Regions from separate parts of the Homo sapiens genome. Here region 2 is linked to region 1. Evidence: chromatin contacts called from ENCODE Hi-C or POLR2A ChIA-PET data. All regions are on one chromosome and are shown on one strand. Each heading gives the region's core, a stretch centred on a gene start or an enhancer-like site at or near the end of the contact. The rest is flanking DNA. Distances are from core to core; before and after follow the strand shown. Region 1 holds the start of TMEM106B (transmembrane protein 106B). Region 2 holds the start of AHR (aryl hydrocarbon receptor).

Region 1 (7,000 bases), core at 1,471-3,970:
TTGTTAGTCTTCAAATCTCTGTTTTAATTGATGCTGGTCAGTTGTGCCTGAATTCCAAAGAGAGGAAGGTACAACGGGGCATGTTCAATCCCCTCCACCCACCTTTTCATCATGGCCTGAACTACCTTTTTAGGTTTACTTTGGAATGCCCTTGACAGAGAAGCGGGTTCCACTTAGTTGGGGGGCTCAGAATTTTATTTTTGGTTTACAGAACAAACATTAAGAGAATGTTCAAACTACCTTTTGGATTATACCTTTTGGATTAGGATTATATCCAATCAAAATAATGTCTGAAACAAAGGAGCCATTTACTAGAGTCCAGAAGTGTTTTTTTAAACAAATAATGTGAAATGATGTCCTATCATGCTTATGATGAGAATGGGCTTTCAAACATTAACATTTGACAAAAGTCTACACCTGCAGGTTCTCTGAAAAGAAACATGCAGGTTTCATTTTTCTTAAAATAAAATAAAAATACATTCTACCTTTTAACTAGTTAGCACTAAAGGCAAAAATTGCTTTGGGTAGACGATAACTAGGTATTTGATGTATATCACCAAGTAACTTCAAAGTAGTACGTTTCAGCCTCTGAAAATTCACGCACCTTTGTGATAAATACAATCACCACTCTTTTCCATCCTTAAATTTCTTGCTTTAAACATTTAAACACTCGCAACAACAATAAAAAGCCCCAAAATTCCAAAATCACAGTTTTTTTTTCATTCAACAGTTGACAGTTAAAATTATGAAGCCAATGTTCCAAAATATTAAATATAAGTTACCAATACAAAGCAGCAAAATTTAGAACACTAACTTCAAAAATTTTAGGATAAGAGTATCAAAATAACAATACAAATGTAAAAATCTAAGTAGAAATAAATAATTAGTACTAGTGCCTACACAAAAATAACTTCTGCAGGTAGATAATGAAGTAACTTTATACTTAAGGTCATACCCTTTTAAAGCTGAAAAGAACTTAACAGTCATATAATACACCCTGCTGGTATTTTCCTGCTTATATCCTGAGAAAAAATAAAGTGAAAAAGTAAAACTGAAAAATAACATAATTATACTCCTTCTAAATTTGATATGTCTTTTAGCGGTTCCTAAAAATAGATTACATACATTCAGACAGATAGTATTTCTTTCAAAAATTCTCACTTATTTGATTAAACAAAACAGACATTCCAAGTAAGTCAGTTCATCCTAGAGTATGAAGAAAATTTTACTTTCTAGAACTGGCATGCCTGATAGGAGCCTGCTTGGTGGGTACAATGTGTGTTGCTCCAGTGCTGGATGCACTAAGGGCTCTGACTTCACCAGGATGTTGTGTATCAATGTAGCAAATGGCACTTGTACTCCATGAATATACACAAAATAAATACAAAGATAAAAAAATAAATAAAATTCGCATGCCATCCACTTGTTGCTGTCACTCAAATAAACAGAATTTAAAAAACTATACAAATGGTATGCAAACAAATGTAAAATGAGATTTTCACTCTTTCAAAAAAAAAAAACTATGTATTTATAAAAATCACTGCCCACATCAAAAATACAAATGATTTATGACTTCTAAAAAATCATTGTCTTAATCAACACCTGTCAGCCACAGGTAGGATAGGGAAGACTTAACATCACTGTCCCCACACACTGTAACCTTGGGGTCTATGCGGAACACTAGATGAATTGGGATCATTGGGCCTTATCAGCAAGGCCTTAAGGGCACTCTTTCTGGGATCTCAGTCAACACAGCCAGGCTGTAAGCTGCATCTTAACTGGAGCGCGTTGAGAAAAAAGACACAGAAAGGCAGACTCAAGTGGCTCTCCGTTTGAGCCTGTTTTCTGTCCTAATCTAATAGCTGCCATGATCGATTCTGCTTTAGGGTAGGTGTTTGGACAAGTGCCAGACTCTGTGAGAAACTGGGAATCCCTTGCCTTCTCTACTAGATTTTCCTTAGAGAACTGACAAGTGTAACCACTTTTATTCTTGGGAGACTCAATGGTTTAAAAAAGGGGTGCTAGACCCTCTTCTGCAACCTCTGTGGGCTCAGTGTTATTTATTATAGCGGTTCCTTAGTTTACTGAAAGTCAACATGGATATCAGACTCAGTTTGGAGAGAAAAAATATATCACAGCACTCCAATTTAAATGGCTCCTGATCTTCTGTGTAGACACTGGTTTTAGTTCTAAAAGGGCTTGAGAACTAAGGAAACAAGCGCCTTTGAAAAGCTCCATAAACAACACCTAGCACAAAGCCTACTCTGTAAAGCTGCAAAATAAGATCCCGGCACCACGGCAAGAACATTCATCAACAGCAAAAGGAAGAGGGCCACCTGGCGCTCAAGGTGTGAGGGCCTAGAGGCAACCCAGAGGTAGGGCTTGGGCCGAAGCCGAGTGTTCCCTGGCTGGGCCTCATTAGAGGCGACACAGCAACTCGATCACCAGCCCTGACCGCCGCCGTACCTGCGGCTGGCCCAGCACCCCAGCGGCCTCCCCTCCTTGTCAGGCCCGGCTCAAGCCGCGGCGCAGCCGCTCAGCCTCGCTCCGGAAGGGGACCTGGGGACTGCACGTCCGGGGTCGCTCACCGGCACGCGGGGCGCTGCGCAGTCCCGGGCTGCTTCGGCGCGGACAGGGCCGAGGACAGGGTCGTGGAGTCCACAGTCCCGGGAGCCGGGGGGTGGAGCGACCGGCCTGGAGCGCGCGGCCGCCGTAGAGCTGGGACGGGGGAGGGGTAGGATAACGACGGCATCAGCAGAGGCCAAGCGCTGCTGTAACCTGCGTCCGCGCCTGCGCAGAGCGCTCCCGGAGGGACACCCCTGGCGTGCGCGTGACGCATGCGTCCTTCTTCCTCCTGTTTGAGCCCAGAGGCGTCGATCGTGTGAGATTGTGCGCTCTTCAGGTTTCATTACCTTCGCGTCCCCCAGACTTCAAAGTGTCCACTGTAGCCACGAATTACCTAGGAACAGTCGCTCCTCCTATTTCCCATATCAGACCATTTCCTTTTGCAAAGGGTATAAATGTGCACCATCTGCCTCAGCTTTCAGCTGAGCAGCCTCCTCGCTCACGCAATGCGAGTTGTCGCTGACAGTCTGGTCCTTAGGAATGGAATAAACTGGTCCGTACACACGCCGCTGACAGCAGCAAAGCTACCTCTATTTTAATTTAGAAACTGGCCAACTAGAAGGAGACAGCAAGCGGCAAGGCCGTAGTTTTTGTTTTTGCTCGGTTTCGTTTCGCTTTGCCCACGCTGCCCCTCCCCACCCCTTAACTCTGGTGCTAGTTACAGGTGTGTGAAATCCCGTCTCGGATCCCAGTACTTAAGCTCTTCGCTGTGGGTTGGGGCTGCCCTCCCCCAACGTCTAGGTCATTTCACTTAGAAGATAAGAACAACGACAAGGAGTCGTTTTGAGGGATCAATGAGATGCCGGTAATAATATTAAGGGCACTCTAGTCTCATTCCTGCGGAGAGTTTAACGTTTAATGAATGGTAGGCATTCTTACAGTCACAGGAGCAAGGAAGTGAGAGTCATATATTTCTCTCTTCTAACAGGATCAGTGTGATCCTGTTAGAATCAGGGAATTCTAACAGGAATTGGGAAATGAAGCTATGTAAAAGTAGGAAATACAAGTCAGAACGATATACAATTTAAGAGGATTACTGTAGATCCATATGTGAGATAATGAGCTTTCTCATACAATGTTGTCGGAGATTTAAAACTCCTAAGTTTTCTGGCAGACAGTCAGTATGTATCAAGACTATTAAAATGTTCACATCGTTTGGTCCAGCAATTCCACCCTTTCAGAAGTATCCTAAACCTAATGAGAACTCTAAAAAGATTTGGGTATGAGGTGTATCCATTTAAATAAACTGAATGTCCAACAAGGGACATTGATAAAATCATTATTTTTCAACCGCTTTTATTTAGCCCATATTTTCCAAAGGGAAGGGTCAGGGTGTCTTCCATTAACACTGTTTGAAATTTCAAAATTAATAGGTTGGTTAAAACAAATCAGAATCATGGGGGAAAATTTTTCTCAAAATTATTGACAGTCCACCTGTGGAGATATGATGTTCCCCTTGGAATTACTGAGTTTTTAAAATTATGGAATAGCCATCTATTGAGTTTTTATAAAGCCAGTAAAAACCATCTTATAAGGCTGTTATACGCGGAGTGATATAAAATTAAAATCAGGATGCAAAGTATAGGATATGAGGTATTGTAATAGGATGTAAACTATATTCACATATAGATAACATATAGATATAAATATATTACATATCTGCCTTGAAATGGAAAGAAATATACAAAATATAAACAGTTGCCTGTAGTTTGAGAGCATGGATGTTTTTTCTTTATTATTGTTAAATAGGCAAATGGTTCTATAATGTAATATATATTATTCTTAAGTGAAAAAGTTACTTTTTTCTTTAATTCTTAAGGGAGTATTTAGTATTTTCTCAACCTCATCATTTAACTTAAAACGTGCTGGCCATATAGCACAGTTCCTTATCCAAATTCCTGGAATTCACATAGGAATAAGTCTTCCTGGGAGAATGTTGCTGTAAGAAGCAGTTCAGTAGCAGGGTTGGGAACACAGCCTTGGGAGCCATATGGCCTGAAAATGAGCCCAGCCTGACAGAGATATACAAAATCTCTGTAAGAGTGGGCAAAATACTTAGCCTTCTTTATACCTAATTTTTATTATCTGCAAAATGAAGATAGTAATAATGTCTGTCTCAAAGGGTTATGGATGGGAGCTGATACCTGCAGAGCAATCAGTAAATATTAGATATTATGATTACAAATTTATCATCCATATAACAAGGAAGTACTTTAAAGACAGATATTGAATGTTTGGTACATTTGTTCCTATGCCTTATTTTTCATTGAAGCACATTTTGAAAGGAAAATTTTCTGAAAAGCTTCCAATTATTTGATTAACAGTGATTTCTTGAGTTCCGAGTTCAGTAGTGGTCTAGGTGCTATCAGATATAAAGGCCAGTAATTTTAACAGTCTGGGATAAGTTTGAATAGAAGAACATTCTTTCTTAATGATTTCTGGTTATATTTAGTATGATGCTGAAGCTAAGGGATTTCTCTAGGTTGTACTAAATCTTGAAAACAGCCTTATCTCTCATTTCAATTCTCTTTTATCTCTTTTAATGGTAAATCACCCAAATCCTAATAGCAGTCAGCCATAACTAAAAATTTTGCAAAAATTACTTTTCTAGAAATTAGCTGTTAAAAATTATAAGCAGAAAAGGAACATAATTATTTTGAAACATATAATTTGTCAAATGTTAATATATAAGTCTCTCTCAGCTCACCCCCTTCCACTGATATGCTGGTCAGATTATGTTAGAAACCTGGATAGGTTACATTGGAAACCAGGGATTGAAAAGATTGAAGTTTGTCTGGCTGATTTTCAGAGATAGTGCCCCAGATACATAGCAAAACTACCATTAGCAAAACTACCATTTCCCGCTGTGCCACCTGACTTACATTCACAGGCAGTAAACTCCTGACTCTATTGACACATCTTTGTCATTCCAATTATTTTAAAAGCAGAGGTCTTTATTAATTTCTGCAAATAACTTACCTATCTGAAACTCTTGGTTATGTCTCTGTACTCCTTCTTAGGCAGGATCTTCTATATTTCCTCTGTCTCATTCATCTTGCTTCACACCTGCATGGAGCTAATCTTTCCCATGTGTTAAAACTTTCTTTCCCAAATATTCAAGTCATCTTTTGTAGGGTTTTTGTCATAATCATAATTTCTAGTAAGAATAATTTTAGGAGTTCAATAACACTTGGCCAATGAATGAATTTGTTGTGCCAGGCATTGTGTAAAGTAGTTTATATCATCTAATTTTTATAGAAATGCTATGGATTAGGTTCTGTTATTATCCCATATCTTATTTCAAACAGTGGAAATAGAGGATCCTAGGTATTATGACTTGCACATGACCACACAGCTAGCAACTAGAACTCGGATATTTTGACTGCAAAGCTACAGCTATTAACCACTGTGGCATGAATATCTGTATTAAATTTGGAAGAGTGAATTCTGTCCTCAACTTTTACTACACAAAGATAAGTGATGACGGTGAGTAAAGTTAACTGGTTAGGGGGGGAAAAGAGGGTATTTTCACTCTTTTGCTAAGTGATCATCACTGCTGCTGAAAAGAGGAGAATTGGGTCCAGAAATCCTTGAGGAGGTGTTCCGAATATAAAATAAGGAAAACACAGAGTCCAATTAGGATTTATGTTATAAAAGACTGTTTCTTCACAACAAACACAAGCTAGAGAAGGTTTTTTTTTTTTTAAACATTTTTAAAAAACTTATCAAAGAAATGAGGACGCAAATTTAAGTACACTTAAATCCAAAAGATAAGGAGAGCTTCCTAAGAGAGAATAGAATTAGAGTTGCTTTAATCACCTACAAAACAGTGGGAGAAGGAGGAATGCACCATAAACAGGGCCGAAGGGAGACCTGCCGAATGACACCCCTGTGTGTGGACCAGGATGATAGATTACAATCTCATGTCGTTCCAGTGATAGAACGAGTGTGCACTCACTCTCCAATTCTCTCCTAAAGGTCTTCATTAAGTGCTCAAATGTCATATGTTAAAGGCATGGGGTAGGGCATGAATGCTGAAGAAATTTCTTTGCAGATTCTAGGCCTTTAACCAGTGTACTGCAGCAGCTCTGTGAAGGCTGGAGGCAGGGTGGCAGGCTGCCCAGGATTCTCCTGAGGCACAGAAATGACCGGCAAGACTGGAGAGTAAACAGAACAACCTGTGGAGATATTGGAAGCTAGGTGTTTGAGCTAAGAAAGTATTGAATAGTTTGGTGGAATGAGCTAGTAGGTGCACATTAATCTTGAGATTTTGCCAGTGCCAAGAACTCAAGCATATTTGAAAGCAATAGTAAATAAACTGAATCAAAACTTCAACAAAACCCAGAATGTGGGTTTTTGACTCACTGTTGAAAGA
Region 2 (7,000 bases), core at 2,171-4,670, 5.1 Mb before region 1:
AACATTCTATTTAATTATATAATGGCCTTTTTGACTATCTTCATGAGACAAAATAAATAAACACTTTCATTTCCAAAGAGAATAAAATAAACACAGGATTTGTTCTCTTTTTCTGAGTAGGGTCACTAAGTATGGGGCAACAGTCTAAGCAAAGTTATAGTAGATTCTATAATGAAAGTTATCTTTGATATTTTCTTCTTGAAGGTAGGAACATGAATTGGACGTAAAGTTGCTTCAGAGCCTTTAATTTCCCAACCTTCATTACTCCAAAAAGAAAGGAAATATTTATTGAGAGTCTACTATGTTGGAGATACTTCAGTGGGATTAAATTGAACACATTTAAAATGTATTTCCTACTAATAAAGATAATTTTCAATGTGAGAGCCGCCACTAGGGGGGGTTGATTTTTCTTAATAAATTCAACTCAAGATTGAAAGAGCTTCAGGTTACAATTGTCACCTACTTTACTCCAAAATTTTATGGAATACTTATATTCCATAAAATTTATATTTAATTGGCTGTCTTTTTAAACAGTCCTATAATAATGCTACAGCATATTTTATCTGTAAATAAAATAAAATGGCTCTCATTTAAGAGGTCAAAGTTAAGTAGGTCTGGATAGCATTTTCAGCTCAAAACAAGATCTATTTTCCCCAATGTTGGCATGTTTTGGGGCTCATTAGGCCACAAACTGGTAGTTTAATTTTAAAACTCAAATTTAATACTAGGTTTAATGACTTCATTTCTAAAATAAACTTTGATTAACTGCATTATAAAGTTAACAATTTTTCATTCAGGTAAAAATAATTTATATAAACACTTTCACTTGATAATGAAAATGCCAGCACTAGCCTATTCTTACAGAGCAAGCTGGTAATATTTAAGGCATCTGTATGATTAGAAGCAATATACGGTGCTCAGCAGAGATCTGATAAACATCTATGCTAACAAAATGTGGGTGAATGGAAAAAATACTTTTGTTATATTATAAGAAATTAATACAAGTATATTAAAAACTAAGTAAGTATAATATTAGGATAATCTAATAAAAAGTACATTTTACGCAAAATAACCAAAATCCATAAATGTTAAACTGTGTAATGAATACAAAATTATGGCATTTGTTTTTGTTTACAAAGCCATCCAGGTCCTTTGATAACACCCTAACTGAAACCCAGTATCTTAAAAACACATCAGGGAGATCTTCATGTTTTCTCACCATACACATAAAACCCATGACACCCCTATTATATATGATGCTAAGTGTATTATTATATTAATAAACACATAGAACAGACATTTGGGATGCCTCCCAACTTTAACCATCAATGACAATGTCAAATAAGACAAACATACTTTAATATAAGAAACCATTCTACAAAATTAAAAGTATTAATAACCGATGTCTCAAACTGCCAAGGTAGAAAACTGCTGGTTTGACAATATTCCCTTAAGACACACTGTACCATAAAACTTCCAAATTTTCATCAGTCTATTTATAGATTATTATCCTCTGTTAATGCCAATTCATAAGTATACTTCTGAAGAACTATGATAACTGAAATTCTGAAAGGAAACTAAAATTTTAGAATGAAACTTTAAACCAATAACTGGTTTTAAATGTAAATCTTAAAGTGTTATTTTTCTGGTTCCCATTAGTGATAGTTGGAGTCTAAGCAAAATGCACACTTCTGATTTGGTCTGAGAAGACGTTTAAGAGTTCTTAAAATTGTTTACGAAAACTTGAAACACATGTAGGTAAAGTAACTCAGAGATCTAGAAATAAAAAAATTGGAATAAACACATGAATACAACCACCTCACAACAGGAAATGTTTTGAGCACGGATAGTTTTTTCTGACACACACAAAAAATTGGCCATCTCACACAAATATTCCACCAAAATCAACCGACAACGACAAAAGCAAGTTTGTACTCACTCAACTAGAAGAAAACTTTGAAGGGGAAAAGAATTAGAGGTAGATGTTAAGAATGAAAACCTCTCTCAAATGCAGTTCTAAATCTTTTATTTTACAGACCCTAAAGCCACCCCAAAAGTGATAAGCAAGCTTCCGAAAAAGATGTCTGAAGAATACAAATCCTCCACCGTATCCTGTCCGTTGCATCCACTCCCACCTGCTACCACTTCTATCCACTTTACCGATATGGTCACGATGAGCGCTACAAAATTGCTGCCAAATAAGTAAATATGAGCGCAACACAAAGCCAGTTGGTGGGGACCAAAAAGTACCTTTAGAGGCACTCAGCCCCTTCGTAAAAGTCAGCATGTGTTTAGCTCTTTAAAACATCTCGCCTTACCAAACTCTACGAAGAATGAGAATTAAGACCGTCCTCTAACCTAACCCATGCGGATATGAAAAGTGGAAGGAGATTTCAAGACAGGTTTATACTAACTAATCCATTAGCCCAAGGCAGATCAGAGCTGTCAACAAATCAGGACCAAATCAGAAAGAACAAAGTTGCAAATGTGAGAGGGTGTGTATGCACTGGTGCGGGGGAAGAGGATGGGTGGGAGGACAATTTTTAAAATGCAATCATTGAAAACGGGAGAATCCAAGTCCTCTGTCTCCCAGCCGGCCTCCAAACCTCGATTCCACGGGCAGTGCCGGGAATGGACCTAATCCCAGGATCGCAGGGATTTGGGGGCGGGGTGGGGCTGCCTCCCGCACCCGCGTGCCTGAGCGCCCAGCCCCCGCGATGAGGACGCGCTCGGGACACTCACGTTTTCTGCACCGGCTTCCGCCGCTTGCGACTGGCGTAGGTGATGTTGGCGCTGCTGCTGTTCATGGTGCCCAGCCGACGGCGGCGGCTACTCCCCGGGCACTGGCGGCCGGGTCCCCGGAACCCGGTGTAGGCTGGGACCACTGCGGCGGCCGGCGCCGGGTTCCGCGAAGCCGCGCCCGCTCCACCTGCGTCCTCTCGGGACAGTGGCGTGGGCGCCGCGCCTCAACGCCTCGGCTCACGCAGGCTTCCGCAGCCCGCGCCAGTACAGGTGAGCTGCCTGGGCCTGGCGCAGTGAGGGTGGGCGAGGGGCGGAGACCCGCGAGCAAGGCGGCGCAGGTGCCGTCTACACCGGCGGAGGCGGCGCGGCAATGCCCGCAGGTGAGGCGGCCCGGGCGGAGGAGGAGCCTGGGCCGTCTATTTAGAATCCTGGCCTGGGTCGCTCACGGTGGCGCCGCGCCCCGTGACCGTCGCCGCGGCCCCTTGGGTGAGGGAGGTGCCGCCGCGCTGCTCCCGGGACTTCCTAAATCCAGGGTGCTTCCCGCCTGCGGAGCTCGGGCGCGGGCCACCAGTCCCGGCTGCTCCCAGCTTCCGTTCGGCTACACGGCTGCCCCTGTTCTGAGCTGGCGGTCCGGGGCACGCTCTCGGAACAGAGCGTCGACGGGACTCCCCAGCCACTGCCTCCCGCCGCCGCGCGCACCGGCTGAATAGCAGGAGCACCCCCGACCCCTCACCGGCCCCGCCCCGCCCAGATCCCGCGTAGCCCCGCCCCGTCCTGCTTGCCCCCGCCCATCTGGATTCCATTCCGTCTTCCTTGAGGGCCCCACCCTCATCCCGGCACGTGATGACGTAGGACGTAAGGACGCCCCCCCCCGCCGGTAGCCATCTTCGTGCATAGGCAAACTTATTGTAGCTAGACTGTACAAAGTATATCAAGATATGCCAAATATTGAGCTTAACTTCACCTGTTTGAGAGACGGTGGGTCAGCTAACTTGTGGCTAAGAATTACAATTAACTGGTAGACAACTGGTAGACAACCAATGGGACTGTATATTTTCCTAGTTGGGAAGGCTTCAGAAGGCCAGATTTGAGTTGAGACTTGAAGGCTAGGAGTTTCCTTGACCTTTTTTGGTGTGCGGGGGAAGTCTTTACAATAGACAGGAATATAGATAATAAGGGGACTATTATGTATTGTGTCATGGAGGACCATGTGGAAAAATATTGGGAGTAATTAACAATATTGAATACTGTTGAGAAATTCAAATTAGTTGAGAACTGAAAATGTCATTCTTGTTTTCTCAATGTGTAGTCACTGATGACTTTCGTGAATGCAGTGTTGGGGTAATGGGCCTGCAAATAACATTGAAGTGGGTACAGGATTGAGCTGAAGATAACAAAATGGCATCCTCAAGCAGGCAATTTTTCTTCCAAGTTTAGCTGTGGATGAGAGACACATCAGATTGTATGTAGGGGGAGTGAAGGGTTAAATGAGGGTTTTCTAGTTTTGGTTTAGTTCTTTAATGGGCGATACTGAGCGGCTTAGAGGGGGTAGAGATAAACTATGTAGGGAACCTGAGGGAAGAGTGAAGGAATGATAGATATTAAGATACCGAAAGCAGGAGGGAATGAGTGCCAAAGCATAAATGGGAGATTAGGACTAATAGATTAGATACTAACAGAAACAGCACTTACAGTGCTTTGCTATTCAGAGTACTCCACAGCTTCTTTTGAGAGTTACAGGAAATGCAGACTCTTTGGGTGTCCTTATTAAATCAGAACCCGAAGTTCACAGGAACTCCCAGGTGATTCAAATGTACATAAAGTTGGAGGAGCAGTTCTCTACCATAGCTGGAGGAAAGAAGGACAGTGGGTGAGATATAGTAGGCTACTAAATTTTGGATCAGAAAAATGAAGGAGATGTAACAAAGAGGGTATTCTAGCATGAGCTACAAAAGAACAATTGTGTTTTGTGGTCGATGATCTTTGTTTTAATTTTAGAAGAGCATAAAGTGAAAGTGATCTGGGAAGTGACAACAAGGAAGTAGATGGACATCCACCCTGTATCCTGTGATAAGAGAAAATAATTAGGCAGTATTGGGGAGACCTTTAGGAAAGTGATAGCCTCAGTAAGCCACCTTTCAGTTTAAGGAAAAAGATGGAGCAAATTCCCAAAGAAGACAGTGTACACTGGGAAAGTTTGATGTTTATGAATTAGCAATTGCAGAGGCAGAATCAACCATCTCTATTTTTCCCTTCTCTTTCATTTCTTCATTTATCTGTGCTTACTTATAGCCATTCTATCTAAAACGTGTAAGTGTAAAAGAATAATTTCCTCCTAGCTAGGAACTTTAAGGGTGAAAAATTTATATCAAAACATAATTTATTGATTCTGTAGCTTATAACTCCTCTTCATAAAAGAGATGTACTAAATGCAATGAACCAATCTTAATTTAGTGATTTAAAAAAATCCTACCCTTTTTAAGGTTGTTGGCTATTTGGTGCAGTCATTTTCTACCTTATTTTGACTTTCATACCCTTATTTTTTTATGGTTAAGTTTAGGATTATTTTCATTATCCAGAAGTCATATGCTATATTATGTTACATAGTCTTAGTTAAGTAACAGATCTTTGCATAATTAAGATTAAAATTGAATATCAACAAAATTCCCAGAATTCATTTTATTTTAATAGTGACATGAACTTACCTTAACAGTTTTGCTGGCATGTGAATACAGTATAGTGTAGTGCCATTTTTAAAAAATGAGCTGCCATTATCTAGAAACTTCCTGTATTGGCACTGTGGAACATGGTTCTCAAAGTATGGTTTGTGTCCATCTGCTAAGATTTAAAAACTTTTTTGTGAGCAGTTTTTTTTTTTGTAGTTACGTGATTTTTATCTCATAATAATTAATTTGGCTATAAGAGTCGGTGAACATTTGATTACCTTATCCAAAGAACATCCTTTTAATCAATTGGGTTGAGCTTAGTTTCTGAGGTTTCAGATGCAGCTGTATGTGTATGGGTTTCTTTCTCCTGCGAAATAGTATGAGAAAAATGTTTTAGGAATGCTATTATAAATATCAGCTGTTCTTGAATAAAGGAAAATAATCAAAATGAATGCTAAACCTATTCTATCACAGTTCATTTCACTAAGCAAGATTTTAGCCCCTATAATATACCAGACACTGTGGGTTACAGTAGTGATATCAGACATGTTCTTTCCTCTTAGAGCTTACATTCTAATGAGAGAGACAAGAATTAACCAGATAGTTACACAAATGAATGTATAATTACAACTGGGACAAGTACTGTGAAATGAATACTGTGAGAATGTATAATAGGTGGATTTAACTTGGTAAGGGTAACTTGGTAACCTCCCTGAGGGAGCTTGAGCTGAGTTTTGAGGCATAGGTAGGCATTTTATAGGTAGGCATAGGTAGGCATTTTATAGGTGACCTGGGGAGGAAGGGGAATTTCATGCAGACTGAACATGTATCACTTTTTAATCTCCTCTTCAATTCTGCAGCTCCTTACTTCAGGCCCTCAGAATTGTCTTTTACAGTTTACAACACACATTGTAGCTATATGAAGTATTTTACAGAGGGTAGTCCATGCTTCCTAAACTATGTACTGAGGCACCCCAGGAGCACCACAACAAACTCACAGGGGCACTATCATGGGATATTTTAAATTTTCAAGGCCAACACAGTGACATCAGTTGGACACCGTGCAAACCACTATCTTGAGGTAGTTCAGAACTTCTACACATTAAATTGTACTTCATTCCTTTTGACATCGTATCTTTGTGAGGCTGTGTTTTTGTAAATTGCTGTAATAAAACACAAGGACTATGGGAAAATTACTGTAGAACAGGAATGAGGGTAGCGGTTTCCAAGTTTATTCCTAAGTTTGAGAAGTTATGAAGTGCCCAACAGATGTGCACATCCCATTAAGAATAAAAAATGTTAATGTATATTATTTTTTAAATAGCTACTAAGTTGTTAGGATAGACAAACATAAGTTTGGGTTTAACTGTTTAATAAATGGAACTGTTAGGTGTTTCTTTTAGCTTGCAACACCATGAAAAAATTACTGAGACACTAGGAATGCTGTGAACTGAGAAAGTTTGGGACCTTTGGCATAACTAAATCCTTCATTTAACAGGTGAGAAACTTCAGGCCCAGAGAGATCAAGTGCCCTGCTAATCATAGCCTAGAATCTGGGTCTTGTGACTTCTGCCCCAGTCTAAAATGTATAA

What was found. Hi-C counts contacts between places; a loop is a spot of excess contacts on that map. ChIA-PET counts read pairs that join two places held with the same protein, here RNA polymerase II (POLR2A). Pooled maps may share reads with other maps.
Region 2: a map of CD8-positive, alpha-beta T cell shows a loop between it and region 1 (10-fold over the local background). The contact joins the promoter of AHR here to the promoter of TMEM106B in region 1. A Hi-C loop is called at or near these places in 3 of 168 maps with a recorded cell type or tissue (CD4-positive, alpha-beta memory T cell, CD8-positive, alpha-beta T cell and naive thymus-derived CD4-positive, alpha-beta T cell) and 9 of 50 pooled maps. POLR2A ChIA-PET finds 5 or more read pairs at or near these places in 1 of 52 experiments (PC-3).

What each region holds. Positions count from the first base shown.
Region 1 is chr7:12,207,014-12,214,013 of GRCh38, reverse strand. It overlaps TMEM106B (transmembrane protein 106B), which reads right to left and starts at 2,720. Exons shown (of 8, transcript NM_001134232.2): 1 at 2,589-2,720. RefSeq lists enhancers at 2,003-2,519, 2,912-2,961, 2,520-3,038, 3,172-3,321 and a silencer at 2,422-2,731.
Region 2 is chr7:17,295,072-17,302,071 of GRCh38, reverse strand. AHR (aryl hydrocarbon receptor) reads right to left here and starts at 3,420. Exons shown (of 11, transcript NM_001621.5): 1 at 2,743-3,420. The coding sequence starts at 2,807. It overlaps LOC101927609 (a long non-coding RNA gene), which reads left to right and starts at 2,752. Exons shown (of 12, transcript XR_007060234.1): 1 at 2,752-3,012; 2 at 6,812-6,906. RefSeq lists silencers at 2,746-2,795, 2,836-2,945, 2,996-3,145.